Linked DNA regions of Homo sapiens: region 2 is linked to region 1. Evidence: read pairs that join two places in POLR2A ChIA-PET (ENCODE). Cell type or tissue: OCI-LY7. All regions are shown on one strand. Links, peaks and the distances in the headings refer to the core of each region. The heading gives the core; the rest is flanking DNA. Region 1 has its middle 44 kb from the start of SV2C-AS2. Region 2 overlaps IQGAP2 (IQ motif containing GTPase activating protein 2).

Evidence for each region. Peaks named below come from ENCODE experiments on the same cell type or tissue, not always from the same donor. Only the 100,000 strongest peaks of a DNase experiment are listed, where the experiment ranks them.
Region 2: POLR2A ChIA-PET joins it to region 1 with 29 read pairs; 3 of 35 experiments call an interaction of 5 or more read pairs at or near these places.

Annotation. Positions count from the first base shown.
Region 1 is chr5:76,348,534-76,363,072 of GRCh38, reverse strand. It overlaps a transcript of SV2C not described here. Among named protein-coding and RNA genes, the nearest start is that of SV2C-AS2, 44 kb to the right of the region's middle. RefSeq lists enhancers at 5,182-6,161, 11,769-11,838. In OCI-LY7, for the core only: no CTCF peak of the experiment used is centred there; DNase peaks (open chromatin) are centred at 10,727, 11,292, 11,722 and 12,902; H3K4me3 peaks cover 1,853 bases; H3K27ac peaks cover 4,255 bases.
Region 2 is chr5:76,568,635-76,583,787 of GRCh38, reverse strand. It overlaps IQGAP2 (IQ motif containing GTPase activating protein 2), which reads right to left. Exons shown (of 36, transcript NM_006633.5): 4 at 13,131-13,208; 5 at 8,019-8,095. Among named protein-coding and RNA genes, the nearest start is that of F2RL2, 47 kb to the left of the region's middle. RefSeq lists an enhancer at 1,472-1,561. In OCI-LY7, for the core only: a CTCF peak has its summit at 11,973; no DNase peak of the experiment used is centred there.

The DNA.
Region 1 (14,539 bases), core at 6,465-14,464:
TTCATGAGCGTCCGTGTGAAGAGACCACCAAACAGGCTTTGTGTGAGCAACATGGCTGTTTATTTCACCTGGGTGCAGGCGGGCTGAGTCCAAAAAGAGTCAGCGAAGGGAGATAAGGGTGGGGCCGTTTTATAGGATTTGGGCAGGTAAAGGAAAATTATAGTCAAAGGGGGTTTGTTCTCTGGCAGGCAGGAGTGGGGGTCGCAAGGTGCTCAGTGGGGGTGTTTTTTGAGCCAGGATGAGCCAGGAAAAGGACTTTCACAAGGTAATGTCATCACGTAAGGCAAGGACCGGCCATTTACACTTTTGTGGTGGAATGTCATCAGTTAAGGCGGGACAGGGCATATTCACTTCTTTTGTGATTCTTCAGTTACTTCAGGCCATCTGGGCGTATACGTGCAAGTCACAGGGGACGTGATGGCTTGGCTTGGGCTCAGAGGCCTGACATTCCTGCCTTCTTATATTAATAAGAAAAATAAAACAAAATAGTGTTGAAGTGTTGGGGTGGCGAAAATTTTTGGGGGGTGATATGGAGAGAGAATGGGCGATGTTTCTCAGGGCTGCTTCAAGCGGGGTTAGGGGCAGTGTGGGAACCTAGAGTGGGAGAGATTAAGCTGAAGGGAGGTCTTATGGTAAGGGGTGATTTTGTGGGGATGTTAGAAGAAACATTTGTCATATAGAATGATTGGTGATGGCCTGGATATGGTTTTGGATGAATTGAGAAACTAAATGGAATAACAGAAGGAGAAAAACAGGTATAAAAGGTCTAAGAATTGGGACGACTCAGGATATCTGATTAGAGAGTGCCTAAGGAGATTCAGCATAGTCCTGCCAGCAAAGATTATTTATTTACTTCAAGAGTTAAGAGTGGCAGTTTGGGGATAGCACCAGGAGATATCAGCTGTGATGGCTTGGAAAAACAGTGTAAACCGGCAGTGTAAACAAGAGCAGGGCATGTATGAGTAGTTGAGAACGGTGAATAGGAGTATGACTAGACAGAAGATAGTAGGGATGACAAGTTTTCGGGGGCACAGTCTAAGTTGGTCTGGTGTCTGGAATGAGACTGGGGCCTAATAAAAACGAGCGTCTACACAGGAGCTCAAATGGGCTGTACCCTGTAGCATTCCGAGGACAGGCCTGAATTCTGAGAAGGGAAAGTGGTAACAGTATTGTCCGGTCCTTTTTGGTGGCTGAGCTTGGTGAGGTGTGTTTTTAAAAGACCTTTAGTCCATTCTACTTTTCTTGAAGATGGAGGACCGTAAGGGATATAAAGGTTTCACTGAATACTAAGAGCCTGAAAAACTGCTTAGCTGATTTGACTAATAAAGGCTCATCTGTTTTCAGACTGTATTGAGGTGGGAAGGCTAAACTGAGGAATTATGTCCGACAGAACAGAAGAAATGACTGTGGTGGCCTTCTCAGACCCTGTAGGAAAGGCCTCTACCTATCCAGTGAAAGTATCTACCTAGACTAAGAGGTATTTTAGTTATCTGACTCAGGGCATGTTGAGTAAAGCTAATTTGCCAGTCCTGGATGGGGCAAATCCTCGAGCTTGATGGGTAGGGAAGGGAGGGGACCTGAATAATCCCTGAGGAGTAGTAGAATAGCAGATGGAACACTGAGAAGTTATTTCCTTGAGGATAGATTTCCACGATGGAAAGGAAATGAGAGGTTCTAAGAGGCGGGCTAGTGGCTTGTACTATAGTATAACCTGCCTTTGCTGGTGTGTGGCGATTAGGCCTGGTGGACCATCAATAAATCAAGCGTGATCAGGGTGAGGAACAGGAAAGAAGGAAATATGGGGAAATGGGGTGAATATCAGGTGGATCAGAGAGATACAGTCATGGGGGTCAGGTGTGGTATCAGGAATAATGTGGGAGGCCAGATTGAAGTCCGGGCCAGGAACAATGGTAATTGTGAGTACAGCTGAAGGAGCCGGGGAGCAGAAAGTATATGCGTCAGGTATGAGGAAGAAAATAGATTTTGGAAGTTATGAGAACTGTAGAGAGTGAGTTGAGCATAGATTGTGATTTTGAGGGCCTCTGAAAGTATTAATGCAGTGGCAGCCGCTACACGCAGACATGAGGGCTAGGCTAAAACAGTAAGGTCAAGTTGTTTGGACAGAAAGGCTACAGGGTGTGGTCCTGGCTCTTGTGTAAGAATTCTGACCACACTAACCATGCCTAGGAAGGAAAGGAGTTGTTTTGTAGAAGGTGCTGGGGTTTGAGAGATCAGTGGGACACGATTGGCAGAGAGAGCACGTGTGTTTTTATGAGAATTATGCCGAGATAGGTAACAGATGAGGAAGAAATTTGGGCTTGATTGAAGTAATGGGGGCTGTCTGTGAAGCTTTGCGGCAGTACAGCCTAGGTAATTTGCTGAGCTTGATGGGTGTCAGGGTCAGTCCAAGTGAAAGCGAAGAGAGGCTGGGATTAAGGGTGCAAAGGAATAGTAAAGAAAGCATGTTTGAGATCCAGAACAGAATAATGGGTTGTAGAGGCAGGTATTGAGGATAGGAGAGTATATGGGTTTGGCACCACGGGGTGGATAGGCAAAACAATTTGGTTGATAAGGCGCAGATCCTGAACTAACTTGTAAGGCTTGTCTGGTTTTAGGACAGGTAAAATGGGGGAATTGTAAGGAGAGTTTATAGGCTTTAAAAGGCCATGCTGTAGCAGGCGAGTGATAACAGTCTTTAATCTTTTTAAAGCGTGCTGCGGGATGGGATATCGGTGTTGAGTGGGGTAAGGGTGATTAGGTTTTAATGAGATGGTAAGGGGTGCATGATCGGTTGCCAAGGAGGGAGTAGAGGTATCTTATACTTGTGGGTTAAGGTGGGGGGATACAAGAGGAGGACGCAAAGGAGGCTTTGGATTGGGAAGAAGGGCGGCAATGAGATATAGCTGTAGTCCAGGAATAGTCAGGGAAGCAGATAATTTAGTTAAAGTGTCTCAGCCTAATAAGGGAACTGGGCAGGTGGGGATAACTAAAAAGGAGTGCTTAAAAGAGTATTTTCTAAGTTGGCACCAGAGTTGGGGAGTTTTAAGAGGTTTAGAAGCCTGGCCGTCAATACCCACAACAGTTATGGAGGCAAGGGAAACAGGCCCTTGAAAAGAAGGTAATGTGGAGTGGGTAGCCTCCATATTGATTAAGAAGGGGACGGGCTTACCTTCCACTGTGAGACTTACCTGAAGCTCGGCGTCCGTGATGGTCTACGGGGCTTCCGAGGCGATCGGGCAGTGTCAGTCTTCAGCCGATAAGCCGAGAAGATCTGGGAAGGAGTCAGTCAGAGAACCTTGGGCCAGAGTTCCAGGGGCTCTGGGAGTGGCTGCCAGGTGAGTTGAACAGTCCGATTTTCAGTGGGGTCCCGCACAGATGGGTCACGGCTTAGGAGGAATCCCGGGCTGCGGGCATTCCTTGGCTTGGTGGCCAGATTTCCGGCACGTGTAGCAAGCTCCTGGGGGAGGAGGTTCTGGAGGAATGCCTGGCCGCTGCGATTCAGGCGTTTGGAAGTTCTTGTGTGCTGGAGATGTGGCTGGGGTTTGTCTCACAGTGGAGGTAAGGAATTGCAACTTTTTTTTTTATTATTGTACACCTTGAAGGTGAGGTTAATTAAGTCCTGTTGTGGGGTTTGAGGGCCAGATTCTAATTTTTGGAGTTTTATTTAATGTCGGGAGCAGATTGGGTAATAAAATGTATATTGAGAATAAGACGGCCTTTTGACCTTTTAGGGTCTAGGGCTGTAAAGCGTCTCAGGGTTGCTGCCAAACGAGTCATGAACTGGGCTGGGTTTTTATATTTGATGAAAAAGAGCCTAAACGCTATCTGATTTGTGATAAAGAAAAAGGAGCATTAACCTTGACTATGCCTTTAGCTCCAGCCACCTTTTTAAGAGTAAATTGCTGGGCAGGTGGGGGAGGGCTAGTCACGGAACGAAACTGTAAGCCGGACCAGGTGTGAGGAGGGGAGGCGATAAAAAGATTATAGGGTGAAGGAGCGGAGGCTGAGGAAGAATTGGGACCTAGCTTGGCCTGGCGAGGAGCGGCCTGGGGAGGAAGGGAGACATCAGATGAGTCTGTAGAAAAGGAAGATTAGAAAGACTCAGCGATGCTTGGGGTTGGTACTGAGGGGACAGGTGGGAGGGAAAGAAGGAAGATTTGGGACGAGTTGCACTGGGCACAGAGACTAGGAAGGGACTGATGTGTAAAAGAATGCCTGGACGTCAGGCACCTAAGACCGTTTGCCTGTTTTACAAGAATTACTTAGATTTTGCAGGATGGAAAAATTCAAAGTGCCATTTTCTGGCTATTTGGAACTACTGTCGAGTTTGTATTGGGGTCAAGTGGCATTGCAGAAGAAAATAAGGTATTTAGGTTTTAGGTCAGATGTGAGTTGAAGAGGTTTTAAGTTTTTGAGAACACAGGCCAAGGGAGTAGAAGGAGGAATGGAGGGTGGAAGGTTGCCCATAGTGAAGGAAGCAAGCCGAGAGAAAAGAGTAGAGAAACGGAGGGAAGGAGTTCGGGGGTTCTTACCTTCCAGAAAAGTGGGAAAAGGGGTTGGGGCGCAGAGATAAGAGGTCGGGGCACGGAAATAAGGGATTGGGGTGCAGAGATATAAGAGGTTGGGGTGCGGAAATAAAGGATTGGGGCGCAGAGATAGGTTGGGGCACGGAAATAAGGGATTGGGGCACAGGGATAAGAGGTCGAGGCGTGGAAATAAGGGATTGGGGCGCAGAGATACAAGAGGTTGGGGCGCGGAAATAAGGGATTGGGGGTTCTTGCCCCGTAGAAAAGCGGGACTTGCCGCTAAGGGTGAAGGAGAAGGGGTTGAGGGGTACTTGCCCCTCACTCAGAAAAGCAGAGAAGGGGTAAAGAAAAGGAGAGAAGGGGTTGGGGTACTTGCCCCTTTCCCAGAAAAGCGAGACTTGCCGCTAAGGGTGAAGGACCAAGGCAGGCATACCTGCGTGGTCTGACACCTTTGAAACGTGGGTGAATAATCAGGCGTCCCTGCAATGATTAAACACCAAGGGAAGGCTGTCTTCCCAGTCTGTGACCGGCGCCGGAGTTTTGGGTCCATGGATAAAACGTGTCTCCTTTGTCTCTCCCAGAAAATGAAAGGAATTGAAATTAAGAGAAGGGAGAGATTGAAGAGTGGAAAGGAGAAAGTGGTTGAGGGACAGTGAGAGAGGCTGGAGAAGAGAGTAAGAAGAGGCCGCTTACCTGATTTAAAATTGGTGAGATGTTCCTTGGGCTGGTGGGTCTGAGGACCTGAGGTCGTAGGTGGATCTTTCTCACGGAGCAAAGAACAGGAGGACAGGGGATTGATCTCCCAAGGGAGGTCCCCCGATCTGAGTCACGGCACCAAATTTCATGCGCGTCCATGAGAAGAGACCACCAAACAGGCTTTGTGTGAGCAACATGGCTGTTTATTTCACCTGGGTGCAGGTGGGCTGAGTCCGAAAAGAGAGTCAGCGAAAGGAGATAAGGGTGGGGCCGTTTTATAGGATTTGGGCAGGTAAAGGAAAATTATAGTCAAAGGGGGTTTGTTCTCTGGCGGGCAGGAGTGGGGGTCGCAAGGTGCTCAGTGGGGGTGTTTTTGAGCCAGGATGAGCCAGGAAAAGGACTTTCACAAGGTAATGTCATCACTTAAGGCAAGGACCGGCCATTTACACTTCTTTTGTGGTGGAATGTCATTAGTTAAGGTGGGGCAGGGCATATTCACTTCTTTTGTGATTCTTCAGTTACTTCAGGCCATCTGGGCGTATACGTGCAAGTCACAGGGGACGTGATGGCTTGGCTTGGGCTCAGAGGCCTGACAATGGGGTTTCACCATGTTGGTCAGGCTAGTCTGGAACTCCTGACCTCGTGATCCACCTGCCTCAGCTCCCAAAGTGCTGGGATTACAGGTGTGAGCCACCACGCCCGGTCAAGAGTTGTTTTTTTAAAAAAAAATAGAGTTTACTCTCCAGCACTGCCCTTCCCTTCCTGGAGGTCAATGAATGGGGCTAATAGTTTCAACCCTCTAATCACTTGGTCTTTTTGATGACCAGCCCCATCCTGAGGCTACCTGCGGGCCCTGCCCTAAGTCACTCATTAGTGACTTAAGCTCAGATGTGATCAAATTGCTCCTTACGAATAACAAGACACTCCTATCTCTTAGGAAATGCCAGGACTTTTTTTTTTTTTTTTTTTTTTGGGAGATGGAGTCTTGCTCCGTTGCCCAGGCTGGAGTGCAGTGGCGTGATCTCGGCTCACTGCAACCTCTGCCTCCCGGGTTCAAGCGATTCTTCTGCCTCAACTCCTCGAGTTGCTGGGATTACAGGCATGCACCACTATGCCCAGCTAAATTTTTTTTTTTTTTTTTTCAGAAAGAGTTTTGTTCTTTTTGCCTAGGCTGGAGTGCAATGGCGCCATCTTGGCTCACAGCAAACTCCACCTCCTGGGTTCAAGCAATTCTCCCTGCCTCAGCCTCCCTAGTAGCTGGGATTACAGGCGCCTGCCACCATGCCCGGCTAATTTTTTGTATTTTTAATAGACATGAGGGTTCACCGTGTTGGCCAGGCTGGTCTCGAACTCCTGACCTCAGGTGATCCTTACCCGCCTCGGCCTCCACAAGTGCTGGGATTACAGGTATGAACCACCGTGCCTGGCCAATTTTTGTATTTTTATTTTTATTTTTTGAGACAGAGTTTCACTCTTGTTGCACAGGCTGGAGTATAATGGCGTGATCTCGGCCCACTGCAACCTCTGCCTCCTGGGTTCAAGAGATTCTCCTGCCTCAGCCTCCTGAGTACATGGGGATTATAGGCGTGCGCCACCATGCCTGGCTAATTTTGTATTTTTAGTAGAGACGGGGTTTCTCCACGTTGGTCAGGATGGTCTCGAACTCCTGACCTCAGGTGATCCACCCGCCTTGGCTTCCCAAAGTGCTGAGATTGCAGGCGTGAGCCACCGTGCCCAGCCAAGGAAATGTCAGGCGTTTTTAGGAGCCTTGTGCCAGGAACCAGGGACAAAGACCAAACACACATATGGCAATTAGGAAAACCAGAGCTCAAGTCAGCCTCCGTGTAAACTTGGACAAGTCTCTTAATCTTTTTGGGTCCTAGTTTCCTTAACCTTATCATTTATAGTTGAGTTAGGCAAGGGGTCTAAAGTCAAATCTCTGCAGTGGCCAGGCATATGACGTAAATGAAATGATCCTGACTTCAGAAAAAAGGAGGCAGAGTCTATTCTGCTTTCCTCTTAACTCAGGCTTAAGAAAACAACAGTGAGTAGCTGGGTGCTGTGGCTCACGCCTGTAATCCCAGCACTTTGGGAGGCGGGGACGGGCAGATCACCTGAGGTCAGGAGTTCGAGACCAGCCTGGTCAACGTGGTGAAACCTCGTCTCTATTAAAAACACAAAAAATTAGTCAGGCGTGGTGGCGGGTACTGGTAGTCCAAGCTACTTGGGAAGCTGAGGCAGGAGAATTGCTTGAACTCAGGAGGCACAGGCTGCAGTGAGCCAAGATCATGCCACTGCACTCCAGCCTGGATGGCAGAGTGAAACTCCATCTCAAAAAAAACAAAAGAAAAAGAAAAAGGAAAACAACAGTGCAAACCTAATAATAAACGGTCACCAAGGCTCTGCTTCAAAACCATAGAAGCCACAAGGAGCAGTGGGGACTAGAGTAAAGGGAAGAGGACATCTTCCAGGTGGGGCTGCCATAGCTTATCTGTAGCTAGGACTGTGGGCCAAGTGCTCCTAGGCCTTCTGAGTTTTCAACGGAATTAAGAAATACGGATTGTTTTTCCGATGTGAAATCTTCTGAAGTTTAAATTTTGGGCAACTAATTCAAAACTTAAGAAACAATCTCTGTGCCTTTCACTCCTGCAGGAGCCAAACTAAAACAAGTGTGGTTTGTTAGGCCACCTGTTTGTGATTTCTAGGTGGCAATGTAGTTCCTAGAGCAATGCTTCTAAAACAGATTTCTGGACTCATTGGGAATGTTAGCAGGTTCAGCCTCTTGAAACCATACACTAAGATTTCTGAGTATGCATTTTTGAGAGGAGACCATTCATAAGTTCCATTAGTGTCTTTCTTTTCTTTTCTTTTCGTCTTTCTTTCTTTCTTTTCTTTCTTTCTTTCTTCTTTTTTTTTTTTTTTTTTTTTGACAGAGTCTCACTCTGGCTCAGACTGGAGAGCAGTGGTGTGATCTTGGCTCACTACAACTTCCACCTCCGGGGTTCAAGCAATTCTCCTGCTTCAGCCTCCCGAGTAACTGGGATTACAGGCACATGCCACCATGCCTAGCTAATTTTTGTATTTTTGGTAGAGACAGGGTTTCACCACGTTGGCCCAGCTGGTCTCAAACTCCTGACTTGAAGTGATCCACTTGCCTCGGCCTCCCAAAGTGCTGGTTTTACAGGTGTGAGCCACCGTGCCAGGCCCCATTAGTGTTTTAAAAGGACTATTTGGCTGGGCACGGTGGCTCACGCCTGTAATCCCAGCACTTTGGGAGCCCAAGGCGGTTGGATCACAAGGTCAGGAGTTCAAGACCAGCCTGGCCAAGATGGTGAAACCCCATTTCTACTAAAAATACAAAAATTAGCCAGGCACGGTGGCAGGAGCCTGTAATCCCAGCTACTTGGGAGGCTGAGGCAGGAGACTCGCTTGAACTAGGGCAGCAGAGCTTGCAGTGAGCCAAGATCGAGCCACTGCACTCCAGCCTAGGCAACAGAGTGAGACTCTGTCTCAAAAACAAAACAAACAAACAAACAAAAAAACAAAAACACTCATGACCAGCAAACTTTTTTTTTTTTTTAAATACCCAGCTAGTTTTTGTATTTTTAGTAGAGATGGGGTTTCACTATGTTGGCCAGGCTGGTCTCGAACTCCTGACCTCATGATCCACCCGCCTCGGCCTCCCAAAGTGCTGGGATTACAGGCATGAACAACCACACTGGCCAGCAAACTTTTTAGCCCCAATAACTGGCCTTGCACAGCTTTTCAGCGCTAACTCCAGAATGCCAAGCAATTAATGATGATGTAATCAGACACTTGGTTCATTCACTCACTCATTCATTCCACAATAGTTAGTGAGCATTTACTATGTATGAGGCATCTTCTTGGCACCGGGAATATAGAAGCAAATGAAAGAGACAAAGTCTTTATTCCCATGAAATGGACATCCTAGTGGAGGGACACAGATAATATCTATAAAAGCAAAGAAGTACATATTATGTCAGGTGATGATGAGGGCTATGCAAGTTAAAAGCCTCAGGGTGGGGCAGAGGGACATTTTAAGTAAAGGCGTCTTGGTTAAGATTTTACCTGAGTAGACACCTAAGTAAAGGGAAAAGCCACTTAATCACCTGTAGAGAGCATTTCAGAGGAGGGGCAAGCAAAAACAAAGGCCCCTGGGCAAGTGTGTAAAGTGGTCTGTTTGTGGAGTTGCAAGGTTAACTATACCTCCTAGTGGGAATACAAGGAGGTTTTCAGAATTTTTTTTATAAGACAAAGAATTCCTTCAAATTGTTTGTAATGCTTTTCTCTCTTTATGTGATAAAGCCAAGTTTAGAAGCAGATCTTAGAAAAGAGGTCCACACCCACTAATGGCTCCTGCTATAAACTGGCTCCGTTGTTTCTGAGAGCTGTATAGTAAATTTAAGGAGAGCTATAAAATTGTTCACACTTGTTGACTTGGTTACTTCACTTTGTGGGATATTTCTACAAGGCAAAAGAGAGAGAAAAAAGACAACAATAAAGAAATCTACTAAGTTCTTAGCAAGACCTTGTATAATATATTTGGAAAATTTCAAGTAATTTTAATCCTCAAAAATGGAAAGAAAGCCAGGTGCAGTGGCTCGAGACTGTAATCCCAGAACTTTGGGAGGCTGAGGCAGGAGGATTGCTTGAGGCCAGGAGTTCAAGATCAGCCGGGGCAACATGGCAAGACTCTGCGTCTACAAAAAAAAAATTAAAAAATTAGCTGGGCATGGTGGCTCCCACCTGTAGTCCTAGCTTCTGGGGTGGCAGAGGCAAGAGGATCACTTGAGCCCAGTTAAGATTATAGTGAGCTATGATCATGTCACTATTGCACTCTAGCCTGGGCAACAGAGCAAGACCTTGTCTCAGGAAAAAAAAAAAAAAAAGAGGTAAAAATAAAAAAAAGAATTTCAATATGCTTAGATTCTATAAGACTGTTTAAATGACACATGGGAGCAATATTAATATGTGGAAATGTATTATATGAAAAATGTAAAGTAGAAAAAAACTAAGATACAGACCTGTGTATTTATGCTGATTAAAATTGTGGAAAATGTACCGATGCATATTAAAAAGACCAAAAGAGAATTTGGAGGGATATGAAATATTTATTGTCTAGCCAGCTTTTGTCTTAGTCTGTTTTGTGCTGCTATAACAGAATACCACAGACTGGGATCATTTATAAAGAACATATTTCTTTCTTACAGTTCTGAAGGCTGAGAGGTCCAAGGGACCAGCATCTGGTGAGGGTCTTCCTTGCTTCATCATTTCATGGTGGAAAGAAGAAAAGCAAGAAAGTCCAAGAGAGAGAAAGAGGGGGCTGAACTAGCTTTTATGACAAACCTACTCTTGCAGTAATGAACCCACTCTTGAGATAACGTTAATCCATTCATTAGGACAGAGCTCTCATGACCTAATTACCTCTTAAAGGTCCCACCTCTCAACAGTGTTGAACTGGGGGCTTATGTTTCCAACACGTGAACTTTGGGGGCACAGTCAAACCATAACAGCTTCCTTTTTGGATGGAGTTGCTTACGTTCATAATTAATCTTTACTTTTTTTTTCTCTTGTTGGATTACATGGCAGATGTTTTTGTTTTGTTTTGTTTTGTTTTAAGACAGAGTCTCACTCTGTCGCCCAGGCTGGAGTGCAATGGCGCAAGCTCAGCTCACTGCAACCTCCGCCTCCTGGGTTCAAGTAATTCTCCTGCCTCAGCCGCTCAAGTAGCTGGGATTACAGGTGCCCACCACCATGCCCAGCTAATTTTTGTATTTTTAGTAGAGATAGGGTTTCACCAGGTTGGCCAGGCTGGTCTCGAACTCCTGACCTCAGGTGATCCACCCACCTTGGACTCCCAAAATGTTGAGATTACAGGCGTGAGCCACCGCGTCCAGCAGCCGATTTTTTTTTAAAGTGAGATTTTATCCTCTGTAAAGTACAATCCCTTGATGATGATGCTCTAAATGACAGAACTATTTGCATGCACTGAGCTTGCCATGCGAGGGTGAGAAATTTGTATACCGGGTCCACAGGAGACACGGTCTGGCTAGCACTATAGTTGGAGCTATTACAGCAAGGTGCTTTTGTTGTGGTTTTAGTATCAGCACTATAGAACAGATACACTGACTGGGACAGAAGACCAACAGCAGCTCGAGTGGAGGCAGCTAGCTCTGTAAACTGACATTTCCACTGTGGCAGGGTGTAGAAGTGCTGAAGCAATTCCCTGCTGAGACAGTTCCCATACCTTTCTAGATGCAGCCTGGCATCCAATTTCATGCTTGTCTCTTTGTGGGAAGAGGGACACCCCAGCTCATAGAGGTTTCCAAAGCAAAATACTATCTAGCCCAGACTGAACATTGAGACTATTTTTTTTTTTTTTGAGACTGGATCTCACTCTGTCATCCAGGCTGGCGTGCAGTGGTGCGATCATGGCTCACTGCAACCTCAACCACCTGGGCTCAAGCTATCCTCTCACTTCAGCCTCCTGAGTAGCTAGGTCTACAGGTGCACGTCACCGTGCCTGGCTAATTTTTTTATTGTTTTTGTAGAGACAAGGTCTCACTATGTTGCCCAGTCTGGTCTCAAACCCCTAAGCTCAAGTGACTCTTCTACCTCAGCTTAACAAACTGCTGGGATTACAGGTTCAGCTATCTCACCTGGCCTAAGATATATCGTTGTTATTCAGGTCAATGGCCGCCTCCAGAAAGCTGCCTTCCCCGGCCATTCAATCTGAAGTTGCACCGACCCAGTGATGCAGATGCATCATCCTGTTTTGTGCTCTGCATACCATCTTAGAGAATTTTTTTTTTTTTTTGAGATGGAGTCTCACTCTATCAGCAGGCAGGAGTGCAGTGGTGAGATCTTGGCTCAATGTAACCTCCGCCTCCCGGGTTCAAGCGATTCTCATGCCTCAGCCTCCTGAGTAGCTGGGATTACAAGCATGTGCCACCACACCTGGCTCATTTTTGTATTTTTAGTAGAGACAGGGTTTCACTATGTTGGCCAGGATGGTCTGGATCTCTTGACCACATGATCCACCTTCCTCGGCCTCCCAAAGTGCTGGGATTACAGGCGTGAGCCACCATGCCCAGCCCATCTTACAGAATTTTGTTGATCTATTTGTTTACTTATTGTCTGTCTTTCCCCATTCTGATGTAGGCTCCTTGAGGAAAGGAACAATGTATTATTCCCTTTGGTGCCTAGAAATATTTCTGGCTCATTTTAGTTCCTTAGTATATATATTTTTAGTGACTGAATAAAGATACTTGCACCAGTCAGCAACCTGCTGTCTCTAGGCCTCCGTGGTGTTATAGCTAAAGCCACACTGAACAAAGGATTTCACACTGGAAAATGAGACCACAGAACCTGGCTGCTGCACTCATTAGAGTCTCAACAGGCATGTCACATTTCCTGAGGCCCCAGGAAAATAGTTGCTCTGGAGAAGGCAGATGACTGCCTTGCTTCTCCTTGGAGAGTTCCCCATATTCCCATATCCCTTCTTCTTCCTTCTCTCTTCCTGGCCCTTTGCTTCTCTGGGGAATGAGGGATAGAAGATAGGTAAGTCATGGCAGACAGACAGGAAATCTCATATTTTTTTCTCTAGCAGCTAAAGGGCCCCTAGAGAGGAAAATCACATGTATGGAGGGCAGGATGGAGGAAATGGTAATGGTCACTTAAGACATGCAGATTTGTGATCGTTTAATTCTTGCATCATTTTAAACATACAGTGCACAAAATAGCTCAAGATGAAGGATGTAACACACCTCCTTGAGTCCATAAAACCAGAACCTAGCATCTGAACATCAGTGGGAAGCTAAGGCGCTTGCAATGCTATTATCAACATGAAGTTGGTTTCTGTTGTGTGGACACAGAAAAACTGTCTTACTTGTACTTGCTATAGCAAGTCTTCAACTGCATACCTGGGGTTATTACTCTGGAATGTCTGATACACTGCTTCACTGTGTGAGGATTTTAAAAGTGTAGCCATTGATGGCCCAGCATGGTGGCTCCTGCCTATAATCCCAAGCACTTTGGGAGGCCAAGGTGGGAGGTTCACTTGAGGCCAGGAGTTTGAGGCTGCAGTGAGCTATGATTATGCCACTGCAGTCCAGCCTGGGTGACAAAGTGAGACTTTGCTTCAAAAAAAAAAAAAAAAAATGAAGGCTAAAAATCCATCTCTTTCCATGTGTTCTTGTGGAGAGCCAAAACTTTCAAGGATTTTTTCTAGTCAGTCATTTTCTGACAATCTAAACTGAATTGTTTAAAATATACATGTCTTTGGTAATAATCACTGGATTATTTTATTTTTTGAGATGAAGTCTTGCTCCATCTGGAGTGCCCAGGCTGGAGTGCAGTGGCGCGATCTCACCTCACTGCAACCTCCCCATCCCGGGTTCAAGTGATTCTCCTGCCTCAGCCTCCTGAGTAGCTGGGTTACAGGTGCGCGTCACCATGCCTGGCTAATTTTTGTATTTTTAGTAGAGACAGGGATTTTGCTATGTTGGCCAGCCTGGTCTCGAACTCCTAACCTCACGTGATCCCCCTGCCTTGGCCTCCCAAAGTGCTGGGATTACAGGCGTGAGCCACCGTGCTTGGCCTAATTACTGAAATTTATTGAGGGCTTACTCTGTGCCTGACACTGTTCTAAATACTTTACATTAACTCAACAACCCCAAGAGGTAGGTACTATTCTTCTTTTTTATTGATGAAACAAATGAGGGACAGAGAAGTTAAGCAACTTATCCAAGGTTAACTAGTTAGACATGATAGAGTATGGAAATGGACCCAGGAAATTTGGCTCTAGCATCCATGTTCTTTTTCTCTTTTTCGAGACAGAGTCTCACTCTGTTGCCCAGGCTGGAGTGCAGTGGTATGGTCTCGGCTCGCTGCAAACTCTGCCTCCTGGGTTCAAGCTGTTCTCTGCCTCAGCCTCCCAAGTAGCTGGGATTATAGGCACCTGCCACCACGCCCAGATAATTTTTTGTATTTTTAGTAGAGATGGGGTTTCACCATCTTGGCCAGGCTGGTCTTGAACTCCTGATCTTGTGATCTACCTGCCTCGGCCTCCCAAAGTGCTGGGATTACAGGCATGAGCCACCATGCCCAGCCCATGTTCTTAACCATTACTGCTCTACAGGGCACCTAAAGATTTAGCTTTATTATATAGAGTCACATTACTCATGTACAACCTTCTCTGGTACAGTTAGCTGCTGAGTTAAGTGGGCAGTGAAACCAAATGCTGACAAGGATGTGGAGCAACAGGAACTCTCATTCACTGCTGGTGAGAATGCAAA
Region 2 (15,153 bases), core at 4,821-12,820, 220 kb before region 1:
CTAAACTGTTAATTTTCCCCTTTGATGATAAAGAAGTTAGATAGCTATTTCCAATTACATTTTTAATTTCTCCATTGTACAATGTAATATTAATATAAATCTTACAATAAACAAACATCCTGGCTTAAGTAAAAGTTACCACAAGGTGGTGCTGAGAAGTTAGCTTTCTGAACATGGAAGAATCTTTGCTTTTAAATTTAAGTCTGATATTTTCTTAAGCTAATATTGATCAGGTAAAGATCTCATTTGCATATATCAAAAAATCTCATTTACTAAAAAATTAAAAAAAATATTGTATAGTTTCTGTTTGGCCTCAATTTTCAACTTTTTTTCTTTTTTTTTAAATCATTGATGTTGAGGTTTAAACTGTTAGCTTTGGAAAGATCACTTTTCATGGTATGGGCGTTTTACACCTAATCTCTGTGTGGGAGGTGCTTCCCAGCTGATTACTCAAACGGGCAAATGTTTATCAGGAAACTGTGTTTACCCAGTATTCCCATGCTGAAAAGAAACAGCAATAGCAAACTTCCTTCCCAAGCATTTAAATTCAAATGAGGCTGCTTATTACCTGAAGTATATAGGAAATCAAGTCTTAATCTAAAAAACAAAAAAGCCCATCGAATAGAAAAAGTGCCAATCTCATGTAGCTCTTCAACAGTTAATTTATTAAGCACCGTTTGGTACCTAACAGCCAAGTCAAAGGGCTGAGAGCATTCCAAAGGAAGTCATGGAATTAATGTCACCTTTGCTTCTCATGTCTAAGAGAGCACTTTTTGTGAGGTAGCAAGCCTCCTACCACACCAAAAGCTACAGCACACCTGTGCAGCTGAGTGAGGCCAGCAACGGAGGGGTTGCCCAGAGGTAGCTACCGACTCATTGACCCATGTGCTCCTACTTGTACAAATAATATCACTTAAAGTCCAGGAAGCAATAAAGAAAGTTTTAAAAAATACCATTTAGTGTATATCATGAAAGTAGTATATAGTAGTAGTAGTAGTAGTAGTTGTTATCTACTGAACCAAATTTTTCCATCTTAGTCACATACATTACTGCCAATATCACATGGCATTAGTTTTTTCTACCACTTTCAAGATAAAACTAGTGGTATTAGTTTTTTCTATACTTTCAGGATATACACTAAAAGGTACTATCGTAATGAAATGCAAACTTAAAAGGCAGGAGCTAAATTTATTTCAGCTTTCTTGGATCACATTATGTGTAGCTCATTTTGTACTATAACATGTGGAATGAATGTTTGTATATCAAAGCCTCATGGTAGAGCAGAAAGACCACAGGACTAGAATCCAGAAGCGCTGAATCCTGGTCCCAAAACTGGTAAAACCTCAGTGTGTGACTAAGAGCAAGTCACGTAACCCAAGCTTTCAGTTCCCTTATCTGTGAAATGAATGACTTAGACTACAATAACTTCCCAAGGCCCTTCCCCTTCTCAAGTTCCATGATTCTTCATTTAAAACATGTTAAATATAATAGCTGAGAGGCCTGTGCTGAAGTTCAAGTCTGATACCAGTGTTCTTTTAATTTTCTTAGAAGTAGGGAAATAATTGACTTCTTTTGAAGCCATTGGCTGGCTGAATTCATAATAGCACAGGTTCAGTTCTCACATATCCTGGTTTTTACTAACTGTGTGACCTTCGGCAGCCTCTCTGTGCCTCAACTGCCTTGGTGATAAAATGGGAGTAATAATAGTGACCACTGCACAGATATGTTATGAAGATAAAATGAGATTATACCAGTACAGTATTTTGTGCAGTGCCAGGCACATAGTTAAAAGCTCCATTTGTGTTAACCTTTGTTCTTACTATTCTTTGTTAAATAAATGTGTCCTTTGTATACAAACACTTATTGATAACCTATCAAAGTGGTTTTCTTACTTTTTCCAATGCCAAGAATCTCTATTTCACCACAGACTCCATGTTTGAAATAGTTTTATTTACTGAACCAAATTTTTCCATCTTAGTCACATATATCACTGCCAATATCATATCAAAATCCAGGGTTCTATACCTAATTTTCAGCCCCAAACCAAAGGAATCCTGAGGTAGCCTTATCATAGAGAAATTAGTTCAATTAAACCTCCTGAAGAGTTAAATATACAAACTCCAGAGACTTTAACTTGGAATCAATAGCACGTAAGCTGTATGAAGTAACAAGATGTGGTTCATAGTCTCTTAAGAGCTCAGAATTTAGGAAGACAGAAAGGCATAACCACCATACTAATTTAGGACAGAAAGAGGAGGAAAGGGAAAGGAATGGTTCAGAGCACAGAGAGAATTCTGAGCAAGGAAGGACTTGAAAGAAATAAGCAGGTGCAACTGCCTCCCTCACCTTACTTCCAAATACTGCCATCTCCAGATATCCCTTCTGAGAACCTAGGATTAGAGCCTGTCCTTTGAGCTAAGAAACTGTCTTTGGAAATCTTATTTATAAATGCAAATATGTTCACTGTTAGAGATATAATCAATCTGATATAAGGGTTCAATCAGTTTCTTAGGGAAGGAAAAGGTTCTAAGGGAACAGAGTGTTAAGACAAGGAAAGTTATGCATTAATGCCTGAGGAGCAGGTTCAAAGGCCACCTGGTAAGCAAGACAGCCACCTGGCTGTGTGGGAGCTGGCTAGACAAACTCTACTCCACAAAGCTCCCAGAGTACCTGGACGGCTGGTGAACCAGAAGTGGGTCTGCCAGAGCCATGGCATCACCATTGCACCTGAAAACATGGCTGCTGCGACACAGCTACAGTATCAGCAGCGGGAAGAGTAATCCTATCACAGAGGAGAGGCAGACATAGCTTCCGTTTGTGGCTGCCCATGTAGAAGAATCTCAATGGTCAAATGAACTAGACAGCAAGAAAAGCAGAATCCAGTAAGCTAATAAGGTTAAACTTGAAAAATTAATATAAACACATGACTTTTAAGAGGAATCCCTAGAGAGTGGTGGTTCCACATCTCAAAGCAGAAATAATCAGGATAGGACTGGAACATCCTGTTGTGACCACGAGCAAGGATATTTCAAAGAATGTCAGGGACGGTGCTAGAAGGACAAGGAAGTGGGCCAGAAAGAGCTCAGACTGACCAAGCTGAAACAATCTGGTTCATCAAAAAGAAAGAGATATTAATCTTGGTTAAGTCTGAGAAAGGCCACAGGTTCAAAACAATAATCAAGAGAATAATATACAGTGTCCAAAAAGGAAGTTGTAATAAAAAAAAGAGATAAATAGCGAATGTGTATTTATATTGACTTTAACAAGTTGGGGAGCATTATTAAAACACAAGTACTTTGTTTCTTCTATATCTGTTTTTTGTTTGTTTGTTTTGTTTTGTTTTGTTTTGTTCTTTGAGACGGAGTCTCGCTCTGTTGCCCAGGCTGGAGTGCAGTGGCGCGATCTTGGCTTATTGTGATCTCCGCCTCCTGGGTCTATTCTCCTGCCTCAGCCTCCCGAGTAGCTGGGACTACAGGCGTGTGCCACCATGCTTTTTTTTTTTTCTTTTAATTGAGATGGAGTCTCCCTCTGTTGCCCAGGCTAGAGTGCAGTGGCACAGTCTCAGCTCACTGCAACCTCCGCCTCCCAGGTTCAAGCGATTCTCCTGCCTCAGCCTCCCGAGTAGCTGTGATTATAGGCACCTGCCACCACACCTGGCTAATTTTTGTATTTTTGGTAGAGATGAGGTTTCACCATCATGGCCAGGCTGATCTTAAACTCCTGACCTCACATGATCTGCCTGCCTCAGCCTCCCAAAGTGCTGGGATTACAGGCATGAGCCACAACACCTGGCCTATATTTGTTTATATATAGATATTTTTATACTATTTATACTACATGAAAGAATAAAGACCAAGAACTTTGAGTAAACTAAATAGTCCCAGAAAACAAAGGAAGTGCCCCAAGATAAGGAAGAACCAAGGAGCATAGGTGGTGACAGAAACACCGGGTAGAAAGAGGGTCCAGCACTGGTGGTCACATCCACTAACTAAGTGGAGGCAGGACTAGAAACATGATCTGAGATGATAAATCAGCCCAAAAGCCTAAGGATCACTGGGTACAGTCAATCCCTTGTCTCCCAGGGGATGAAAACCTCTAGAAAGCCCAACTAATTAAAAAAAAAATATTTAAAAGGCATACATAAGCTTTTAATAATGTTAATGGATCAGGCCAATACATCATTATGACAGGACAATGGATTATACAATGCTGGTCAAGTGAGACTTAAGAAAGTAAATTATTTCAGGGTAATGGGGAAGGGGGGCAGGGGTGGGGACCAGATTGTAAATAAAGACCTACCTGAAAGCCGGGTACTTAAATGCGGTCTGATTTTTTTTTTTTTTTTTTAAACAAAGAAAGTTTAGCCTGATGCCTGTGGCCAGGGTCTGACTCGCCATGGGAGAAGAACCCAAAGTTGCGCCATGTTCTGACTCACAAGTGATCCATCCGAAACCCAGATCTGTAATCATGGCAGGTTTGAAAGGGTATTCTTTTGTTTCTGGTGCCACGAAGATTATGTCAATTCTGGGTAGGTATCAAAATAATATAATAGCCAAGGACAACTCAAAACTAGTTATAAATAATAAACAAAATGAGTGAAACTTGTAGTATGGGTCTTACAGAATAGGTTCCAGTGTAGTAAGTTTGTAATAACGTACCTGGGCATTTCACCTGCTCTTTAAGGTATCTGAAGTACTCAAAACATCATTTCTACTAAATTATTCCAACTCTTTCAAGGAACTCACTTTTATGACTGTTTAAACAAGTAACAGTTGTTTAATATCATTTATTATACATCTTTAATAAGGTGGGCACTAAACAACATGTCAAAAAAGTGTTCTTACCCTTACGTAAAAGGCCTCCAGATATTTTTTAAAAATTAGTATAGTAACTAGTTAGTAAGGCTCTCACTCTTAAACTGGTTCCTTTTCAAGGCAGAGGCTTTATAACATTCCAAAAGAAGCCACAAAAGTAAAACATGCCATACGCAGTATACACTTTAAGTTCAAAGATATCAAAATAGTTACAGTGGTTTTTACTTGGTGTTGAGATAGTGGGTATTTTAGCTTTTTCTTTAACATTCTTCCTGGATTTTCCAATTTTTTCCACAATGAGCATACATTACTTTTGAAAAAATGAGAAAAAGACAAACATTTCTTTAGAAAAAGAATGATGTGGCCGGGCGTGGTGGCTGATGCCTGTAATCCCAGCACACTGGGAAGCTGAGGCAGGCAGATCACGAGGTCAAGAGATCAAGACCATCCTGGCCAACATGGTGAAACCCCGTCTCTACTAAAAATACAAAAAATTAGCTGGGCATAGTAGTGCGTGCCTGTAGTCCCAGCTACTCAGGAGGCTGAGGCAGGAGAATCACCTGAACCCGGAAGGTGGAGGTTGCAGTGAGCTGAGATTGCACCACTGCACTCTAGCCTGGTGACAGAGTGAGACTCCATCTCAAAAAAAAAAAAGATGCCATCCACCGCTAAGGTGAGTCTGTCTACATTAGGTGAAGCTTGAGAATTTCCTCCCTTTGCTGCTGTGGTAATGTTCATGGAGTCTGGCTTGAGAACACCAAGCTAAACTGACACAGGGATTGGTGAGTGGTAGGACACGAGACTGGGATCAGAAATAAAATGATAAGGTGAGGGGCAGGCAGCAAAGGGGAACACAGATACAAACAGGAAGCAAGCATAAGCACCCAGAAGTTAGGTTGTTAAGCCCAAATCAAGATGACAGGGAATAGGAGACAAGTTTGGTCAGGGCTAAGAGCTAACTTTTTAGATCAAGTCAGGCCCACAGGCTGGGGCAGGAAGAAGGCAGCGCCTGGCAAGCTTAACTTCCTAGGGAAACTTCCTTGCTGGCTTCTGAGTTATAATCAGAATCTCTGACCTGCCTAATTACTCTACCAGGTAATAACAACTCTCAAATACAGCAGCAGTGCTGTATTTGCAGCCAGGATATAAAAGCTGAAGACATGTTAGTTCATTTCCATCATCATTTCTAACTATGCAGCAAGAGTATTTATCAAACCCACTGTATTTATTAGAGGATTGTTCCTCAGCTTTCAAATGTGTCTTGCACAACAAAGCAGAATATCAGCCTCCTTTGAGTGACTGACTGCATTTTAAATCATAGCAGGAACAAGTTTTGGTGGAAAAAGCTGCAAGATACACTTGGGACTTCTCGGCTCCATAGTGAGAGGCAGCTATACAATAATTTAGAACAAAGAAAAGCGAGGAGAATGCTATTTACTAAATAAATATTGCTTTTGAAGATAAAATATCCTACTTAAGATCAGATCTGGTGAATGACATGACCCAACAGGAATCCCCTCCAGGATGAGTAAAAGTAATGGAGATGTCTATGATGAATAACTGAAAAACACAGTCCTGGAAAATATCACATCAATATTTGTATACAATTGGTAATAATAAACAAAAAGTTGTTTTTTCTTTGTTTACCAAGCTATTCAAGCCATTGTTAAAACCATGGCAAATACACATGTAAGTCTAAGTGCAGCTCTAGATAGCTCCTTTAGGAGAACCATGATATCACCAGAAAGGAACTTAGCATACCATTTGTTTATAAGCTCCTTAACATGAATGTCCCAGTTGTCTATTTCAGAAAATCAATTGAAACTTATACGAGACAGCCCACGAGCATGCGACAGAACTAGAGATTAGCACTGTGATGCACACATGTAGCAATGGCATTAACTAGTCGTGGCTGGCTTAGCAGCTCATAGACCCAGTACTAACTATAGTGTTATCATTCTAAGATCAGAAAAATATTTAATAAAGAATATCAGGCAACACAAGTTGAAAATATTCCTCAACATAAGCACTTTTGCACAAGGAGCTTTTAGAAAACCTGTGGCATAATGATACTCTCGCCACATCTGAGAAGGCAGCATGAAGTAGGTTTGTTTTTACTGTTGCTGTTTTTCTTTTTTTAACCAGTTGTTCTAAGTTACTAGAATAAAAAAAAATCATAGCAAAGGCACCTACACTTGGTCTATATTTCTAGCAACTGTCATCTTCCAAAGCAATCCCATAAGTACTGACTGGGGGAAAAAGTCAAATTATATGACATAATCAAATTTCTTCTCTAGAAAGCCAACACCACCATGAATTATTGTAGAAGCATTTTCCTTTGGAGAGGAAAAGAGCCAGGAAGAAGTCAACATAAACCTCTAGGCAGAGTACTCTGCCAGGAAAATGACTTCTAGTGATGAAAACACAAGGCAGATGTTCTAAAAGTAATTTAAAATTTAATCAGACATGAAGTCTTCCAAAACCATTACCTGTGTACATTCAAGACAACAGCCACAAACTGGATTTTTAGAATAATCTTTGTTACCATCTAAAAATCACATTTCTTCCAGGCCAATAAGATAAAATGTAATCTGTGAACTAGCAGAATTTCAGCATTTTCAAAAATTAAGTTATTGAACAATTGCTTTAAAATAATGAATGTGTCTTGATTTGACTAATTTACACCAAACTACTATGTTTCTTCTTTATCCTTAGGGTACAAATTCTATTGAACAGAAGATCAAAAGAAACCATTCTTACCTCTATTTTCTTAATTTGTAAGAATTGAACTAAATTATAATTTTAACTCATTAAACCAAAATTATGACTATTAAAGTTGCTCATTTGATATATCTGCATTATATTTGTAAACTAGGTCATAACTCAAGAATATAGTAGTACATTACAATTGGATTTCTAGAAGTTTCAACCTAAATTTTCTCTTTATTGTACTTAATGGTTTTCAATCATTTTCTGGTTTTCTATTTTGAGTTAGATTTAAAAATCAGAAAAACATTTTTCAAGTTCAAGAATTGCTTATATGTGACCATTATTTTAATTTTGTACCAGCAAATCCAAAACAATGGAATTTAATAAAAAGTTCTTCAAACTATTAAAGTAACTTAAAACCTCTTTTAAAATTGAAATTTTAGTTTTATTTAAATCTACTTCTTAGAGCACCTTTTAGCTGCATTTTCCCCCTACCTCAGTGCGTGAATGCAATATATCATTCTTGGTATGTTTTTCCGATCATAGACATCTGTTGTTTCTGGATAAAATATCTGGAAAACAAAAGAAACAATATTTATTATATGTTTTGCTTCTCACAAGTATTTTAACTTCCCAAAATGACCCTATTTTGATTGTCCTTGCTATCCTATAATTATTTAAATATAGAGGAACCTCTCTGCCATTGCTTCATCTTGCTGTAGAGATAGACCAATCACCATATCTGGACCCCTGCCTGACAGCATGCCTCTTAGTGGTCCACAGGAGGATGGTGGGGTCCCCAGCCAGCTACTCCAAGAAGGCTGTGTCCACAGTGCTAGTGGCAGTGTTTCATTTCATAGGGCATATGAGCACATGTGGGCTCTGCCTCCTGTAGCCTTCACACTCCTGTGACTTCCCAGAGGTCCCATGGGCCTGAGAAGGGTGTCCTTGTTATTAGCCACTTTATTGCATTGTTAAAAACTTGGCATATGTGCTCTGTACACATGTATACATGCATATACAACACACACACACACACATTTAAAAAATCTGTTTAAAGTAAGACATTTTCACCAAATAAAATCTGGAAAGTATATAAGGTATGAAGGAAAAACATCTATGACCCCACCTCCCAGATTGTCACTATTAGCAATTTTGTCCCTATTTTTCTTCTGGTCTTTTTTTCTGTATGTCTCTGATTTTTTTAGGTTTATATATATGTGTGCATGTGAAAACAAAATTGTACTTAGTGTAACCTGTTTAAAACACTTTACAGAACACAATTATTTCCCATCCCCTTCATTATACTATAAGATTATTTTTAATAGATGTATATGATTCGTTTATATTTTTGAACCCTAGCTTAGCCAGTTAATCCATGGTTGAACATTTGTTTTGCTTCTAATTTTTCCCTATTATAAGCCACTGCAATGAATATTTCTGTATTTTCTGAGCATCTGATTATTTTGGATAATCATCTAAATATGAAATTACTAGACTGAAAGGTCTGAACATCAAAGTTTTGAATACACCTTCACACTCTTTTCCTTTTTCTAACATGTTTTATTTTAGGTTTGGGGTACATGTGAAGGTTTGTTACATAGGTAAATGTGTGTCACGGGAGGTTATCCTACATACTATTTCTTACTCTTTTTCTTAAACTTGAAACTAATAGCCTGATAAGAAACAGATTTCAGGCCAGGTGCAGTGGCTCACGCCCATAATCCCAACACTTTGGGAGGCTGAGGCAGGCGATCACCTGAGGTCAGGAGTTCAAAACCAGCCTGGCCAACATTAGCCAGGCGTGGTGGTGCATGCCTGTAATCCCAGCTACTTGGGAGGCTGAGGCAGGAGAATTGCTTGAACCCAGGAAGTGGAGGTTGCAGTAAGCCAAGCACGTGCCACTGCATTCCAGCCTGGGTGACAAGAACAGAACTTCATCTCAAAACAAAACAAACGAACAAACAAATCAACAAAAGAAACAGATTTCAGAGTGAGGCACCAAACTTCTCTGTTCCTAAGCACACACAAAAAATAATTAAGCTTGAGGCTTTTAAAATTAAGATAATCATTTAGACATTATTTACTTTAAGTAAATATTTTATAAAAACTGACATCAAAAACTAAAATAATGCATCATATGGTAGTACGTGATACTCAAGTGCAATTTCCTATTGGTCACTGAGAAAAGCTGAGAAAAGAAAGAAGCAAAGTTTCTTGAGCTACAAAATATATAATTACTAAGTACTTAAAGAAATGGCAGTAGCCTAAGAAATTTAAAAAGCCTTTCCAACTTTCCTTTAATGCATTTGCTACTAAAGTATCAATGAGAAGAGGATCCCTAAATTCAGAAGAGTATTAGCTGGGCATGGTGGTGCTTTGGAAGGCAGAGGCAGGTAGATCACGTGAGGTCAGGAGTTCAAGACCAGCCTGACCAACATGGTGAAACCTCGCCTCTACTAAAAATTAAAAAAAAAAAAAAAAAAATAGCTGGGCATGGTGGAGCACACCTATAGTCCCAGCTACTTGGGTGGCTGAGGCAGGAGAATCACTTGAACCCAGGAGGCGAAGATTGCAGTGAGCCGAGATGGCACCACTGCAGTCCAGCCTGGGCGACAGAGCGAGACTCCGTCTCAAAAAACAACAAAAAAGAGTATTACCGGTTTAAAGTTTTTTATGTAAGCAGAGAATAACTACAATTGCCTCTTCCCTTTTCTTTAAACAAGAATCTTTTATATTTATATTTCTCCTGGAAAGCCATTATAAATGACTTCCTTCAGCAAGGAGATGAGATCAATTTATCATTCACCAGAATGTTTTATGCAGCATTGTATTTCTGGCACCTAGCATGATACTGAGCACAGAGTAAGCACTTAATATTGATAAATGAAGGAATACAAGTTAAATATGATACATCAAAGTCAACTCAGTACAGTCTCTTGCCCCTGCAATGCAATATATCAATGACTTCATAATAAAAACCAATGTTAAAATAAAATCTGCTCTATAACACCACTTGTTTGGCCCTAAATACATACAATTTGAAAAGGTTTACATCAAATCTATCAAATCCAATGAAATTATCTGAATTTGATGTTGCCTTATACAAAACAATTCTGTTTAAATTCGTTTTTTATTAATCGGTTTATCATCCAGCCTCTAGTTAGTAGTTGCTAAATCACAATCCAGAAATATGAATTATGTATTACAGCCAGTTCCTAGAAGGAAACAGCATTTAACGTTCTGGGCATTTTAGGAGAAGAGAAAATAGTTTGATTAAAAATGGCAGAACAAAATTTAAACACTGATCATTTCAAGATAAAATGAGACTGACCTAAAACAGATATGAGCACAATTATATTAAAAATGGGCATTAATAAATTACATTTAAAGAATCTTCTGTTTCTGTGGCAGTGGGTGTTTTTCACTGCACACCTGGCACAACAGAGGTCTTCATAAGCCAGTAGCTTATCCTCTTGACCTCCAGCGAGACCACTCCTAAATAATTTTTTAAAAATAGCTGTACAGGCCAGGCATGGTGGCTCATGCCTGTAATCCCAGCACTTTGGGAGGCTGAGACGGGCAGATTTCCTGAAGTCAGGAGTTCGAGACCAGCCTGGCCAACATGTGGAAACCCTGTCTCTACTAAAAATACAAAAAATAGCCAGGTGTGGTGGTGCCCACCTGTAACCCCAGCTACTCGGGAGGTTACACTTGATAACTCGGGGGGTTATCCTACATACTATTTCTTACTCTTTTTCTTAAACTTGAAACTAACAGCCTGATAAGAAACAGATTTCAGGCCAGGTGCAGTGGCTCACGCCTGTAATCCCAGAACTTTGGGAGGCTGAGGTGGGCAGATCACCTGAGGTCAGGAGTTCAAAACCAGCCTGGCCAACATTAGCCAGGCGTGGTGGTGCATGCCTGTAAGTGATAACCCCGAGAATCACTTGAACCTGGGAGGCGGAGGTTGCAGTGAGCCGAGATTGTGCCAATGCACCCGAGCTTGGGTGACAGAGCAAGACTCTGTCTCAAAAAAAAAAAAAAAAAATAGCTGTACATACTAAGCAACACATAGGAGCAAGCTATTGACCCAGATGGGTCTCAAGGACCATATACAGAGTGGAAACGATGTGACTCAAAGGATACCCGCTATATGATTACACTTATATATTGTGCTCAAAATGCCAAAACTATAGAGATCGAGAACATATTAGTGGTTGCCAGGGAACAGGGCTGGGGGAGGGATGCAATCAGAAGGACCACTCTTCTGTGTGTCTGTGTCTTGATTGTGGTGGTGGTTACACAGATCTATTCATGGGATAAAACTGCACAGAATCACACATACATGCACACACATGCCCACTTACACAAATAAATGCATATGAAATGGTGAAAATGGAAAAAGGTCTGTAGTCTAGTTTACACTAATACACCAATGTCAATTTAACATGTACTGCAGTTAGATGTCACCACTAGGGGAAAGCTGAATGAAGGATAAACATAGAAGTACTATTTTTACAACTTCCTGTGATTCTATAATTATTTCAAAATAACAAGTTTAAAAAAATAGTTCTACAATTTTTATCAAATGTAATTATTTCCTCATTTCCTCCACTTGCCTAATTCTCTCACAGACTTTAGGATGCCTGCTCTTCAAATTTAACAAGCACTGAATGTTTGCTGAGTTAAATTATATTTAGGAGATCTATTTTAGGAGTAAGAGCTATAACCCACTAGCCTTTACAAGTGATATTATGATTTATAATGATAATTTATACGCCGGGCATGGTAGCTCATCCCTGTAATCCCAGCACTTTTGGGATGCCGTGGTGGACAGATTGCTTGGGCTCAGGAGACTGAGACCAGCCTGGCCGACGAGGCAAAACCCTGTCTCTACAAAAACAAAAACAAAAACAAAAATTAGCTGGGCATGGGGCAGCTACTTGCCTGTGTTCCCAGCTACTTGGGAGGCAGAGATAGGAGAATCACTTGAACATGGGAGGCGGAGGTGGTAGATTAAGCCACTGTACTCCAGACTGGGCGACAGAGCCAGACTCTGTCTTGAAATAATAATAACAATAATTTACAAAAAATAAATTTATAATAATTTACAGTAATAAAGTGTATACTAATACAATGAGATTTCTTTTTTTTTTTTTTTTTAATAGAGACAGGGTCTTGCCATGTTGCCCAGGCTGGTCTCAAACTCCTGGCCTCAAGTGATTCTCTCACCTTAGCCTCCCAAAGTGCTGGGATTATAGGCATGAGCCACCAAAAGTGGCTGAGACTTAGAATCTTTATGTACAAATAGCAACACAAGAAAGGGAGTTGGCTATTTTAGATAGCTCACCTATCTACCAGCTATAGCTTGTTCTGCCTTTATTTTGTGCACAATTTTACCTGGCTGCTCTCAATCTGGGCACATCCCTCATTCTGAGTTCTTGCCATATGTTACTTTGGATAGGTCTTTCCATGTTTTTTAGTCCTCACATTTCTCATTTCTACATTAACATAACCCAGTCTCCAAAGTCATTGCTCATAAAGAGATGTTTGTGTACTACCCCTTTGCCTTTCTAGTTCAGATTCCAGTGCGTGAAGGCTTACCTTGGGTAGACCAATAGACTCCATCGCTCTTAACCACTGGACGGTATTATCTGTGTGTCGAAAATGAAGGCCAGACTTCTAAAGTGACGATAGGAGGGAAAAAGGGAGAGAAGGAACCACACAAAAAGTGAGTCATTTGCAATAACTTTTTTCATGTACAGGATGCTTTTCAATTGTATTTCTCCTGGAACAGAGTTATTAATGTTCACATAAAGCAAACAGAGGCGTGCTAAAGGATGTATCTTGGCAACATCCCAACCATCTGTGATGAACCATGAATTTCCATAATTCACACGTTTGAGGTAAATTCTGAACTAGAATCTCCAAGACTGTTTAATGTCTAGCTCATGCTTAAGGATGTTTTATGAGACACATGTACACAGGCGTGGGTGTGTACGCACATACACACACATGCATGGTGTCCAGATTTTGGCAACCATGGCTGAGAGGCCTAGCAACTTCAGAAAAAGACAGGATTTTTAGAAGACTACATTTTTTTTTGTTCTAATCATGAATAGAATATTTCTGCAGAAAACCTGGAAAATAGGAAAATATAGCAAAATACAAAGATGAAAACAAAAACCATCCCACAATTCAGAACTAACTTTAGTATTGATTCTTCTAATTTAACCCTGATCTTGGCCTTGTATATAAGAAACAAACCTTCAGCAGAAATATTTAACAAGATCTTTTTCTACCCCTACAATAAAAATAGCTTTTGTGTATCTTCCATTTCTTCTTTATAGCCCTCATCAGATAGTCATTCCTTCTGCACAGCCTGTAAGTATAGCATTCTTGCCTGTATCTCATAAAAATTTATCAGGAATGAACCATTAAGAACTTTAAAATGATCTTGTGCTTTTCACTAATTAAATGCATAGCACCATGTTATCTATTTATTGTAATTTTTAATAAATGTACAAAACAATAACTATAGCAAGTTTTACCATATAACTAACATTCAGTAGTAGATAATCACATTCAGAAAGTTTGGCTCTCCCCACCTTCTGTTACCTTCTACAATCTAATAATTTGTTGTATAAAAAGTATTTTCATTGCTGTTAGAAATATAAAGTATAAGCAAATTAACATTTGACAAATGTTTATGCCTTCTCAATGGTGGCCACTATTCGTGATTGAACCATGTGTTCCAATCACTTCATGTAAATTAACCCTAATTTTCAAAACACCCTGAAAGGTAATTATCATTCCTATTTTTTTTTTTGCAGTGTTCATAACAGCTTTATTTTAATAGACTCAAACTGGGAATAATGGAAATGTCCTTTAGTGGGTGAATAAGATTAAATAAACTCTGGTGCATTCACACAATGGAATAAATTTCTATTTTTTAAAGATATGGAAAGATAGACCAAAAAGATGATGTGATTTGCCTAAAGTCAAGTAGTTGTCAACTGACTGACCTAGGATTCAAGACTACATCTCTCCGGATCTGAAAACCTTCCCTATGCTAACACTCTATCAGAGAAGAATGAAGGACCTAGATTGTTTGATTATTCTTTGGAAGGCAAAAATTAACTACTAATGAACTAGATAGAGGAAGGGAGAGTTGAAGGAAGGGAAGAAGGAAAAGGAATAAACAGAGCCCAGAGAGTTGACAGGTCAGGCTATACTGTTTGAGTGTTTATAACTCAGCAAAAATTTGCTTATGCAAATAATTTTCAGACAAGGCCACTCTGTGACCATGGAAGAACAAGATAGAAACAATCCACAATCAAGTCTGAACCAAGACAGGTATGAGAACCCTCTGTGCCACAAAATAAATAATGTCCCCCTCTTCCAACTAATATGAGGTACTCTGCTTTCTTTACTGATGACAATCTAAGTCCCTATTCAATCTTCCCACCTCTTAGATAAAAATTACCAAGACACCAAATTGATCCCACTTTCTGATGACACCCAAAAGAAAATGGGTTCTTGCTTCCCTAAATCCCTACTAGAACCACCCAGCACAAGCCCAAATCTACTCATTTCTCTTCACTGTGGCAATATGGGTATGCACTTT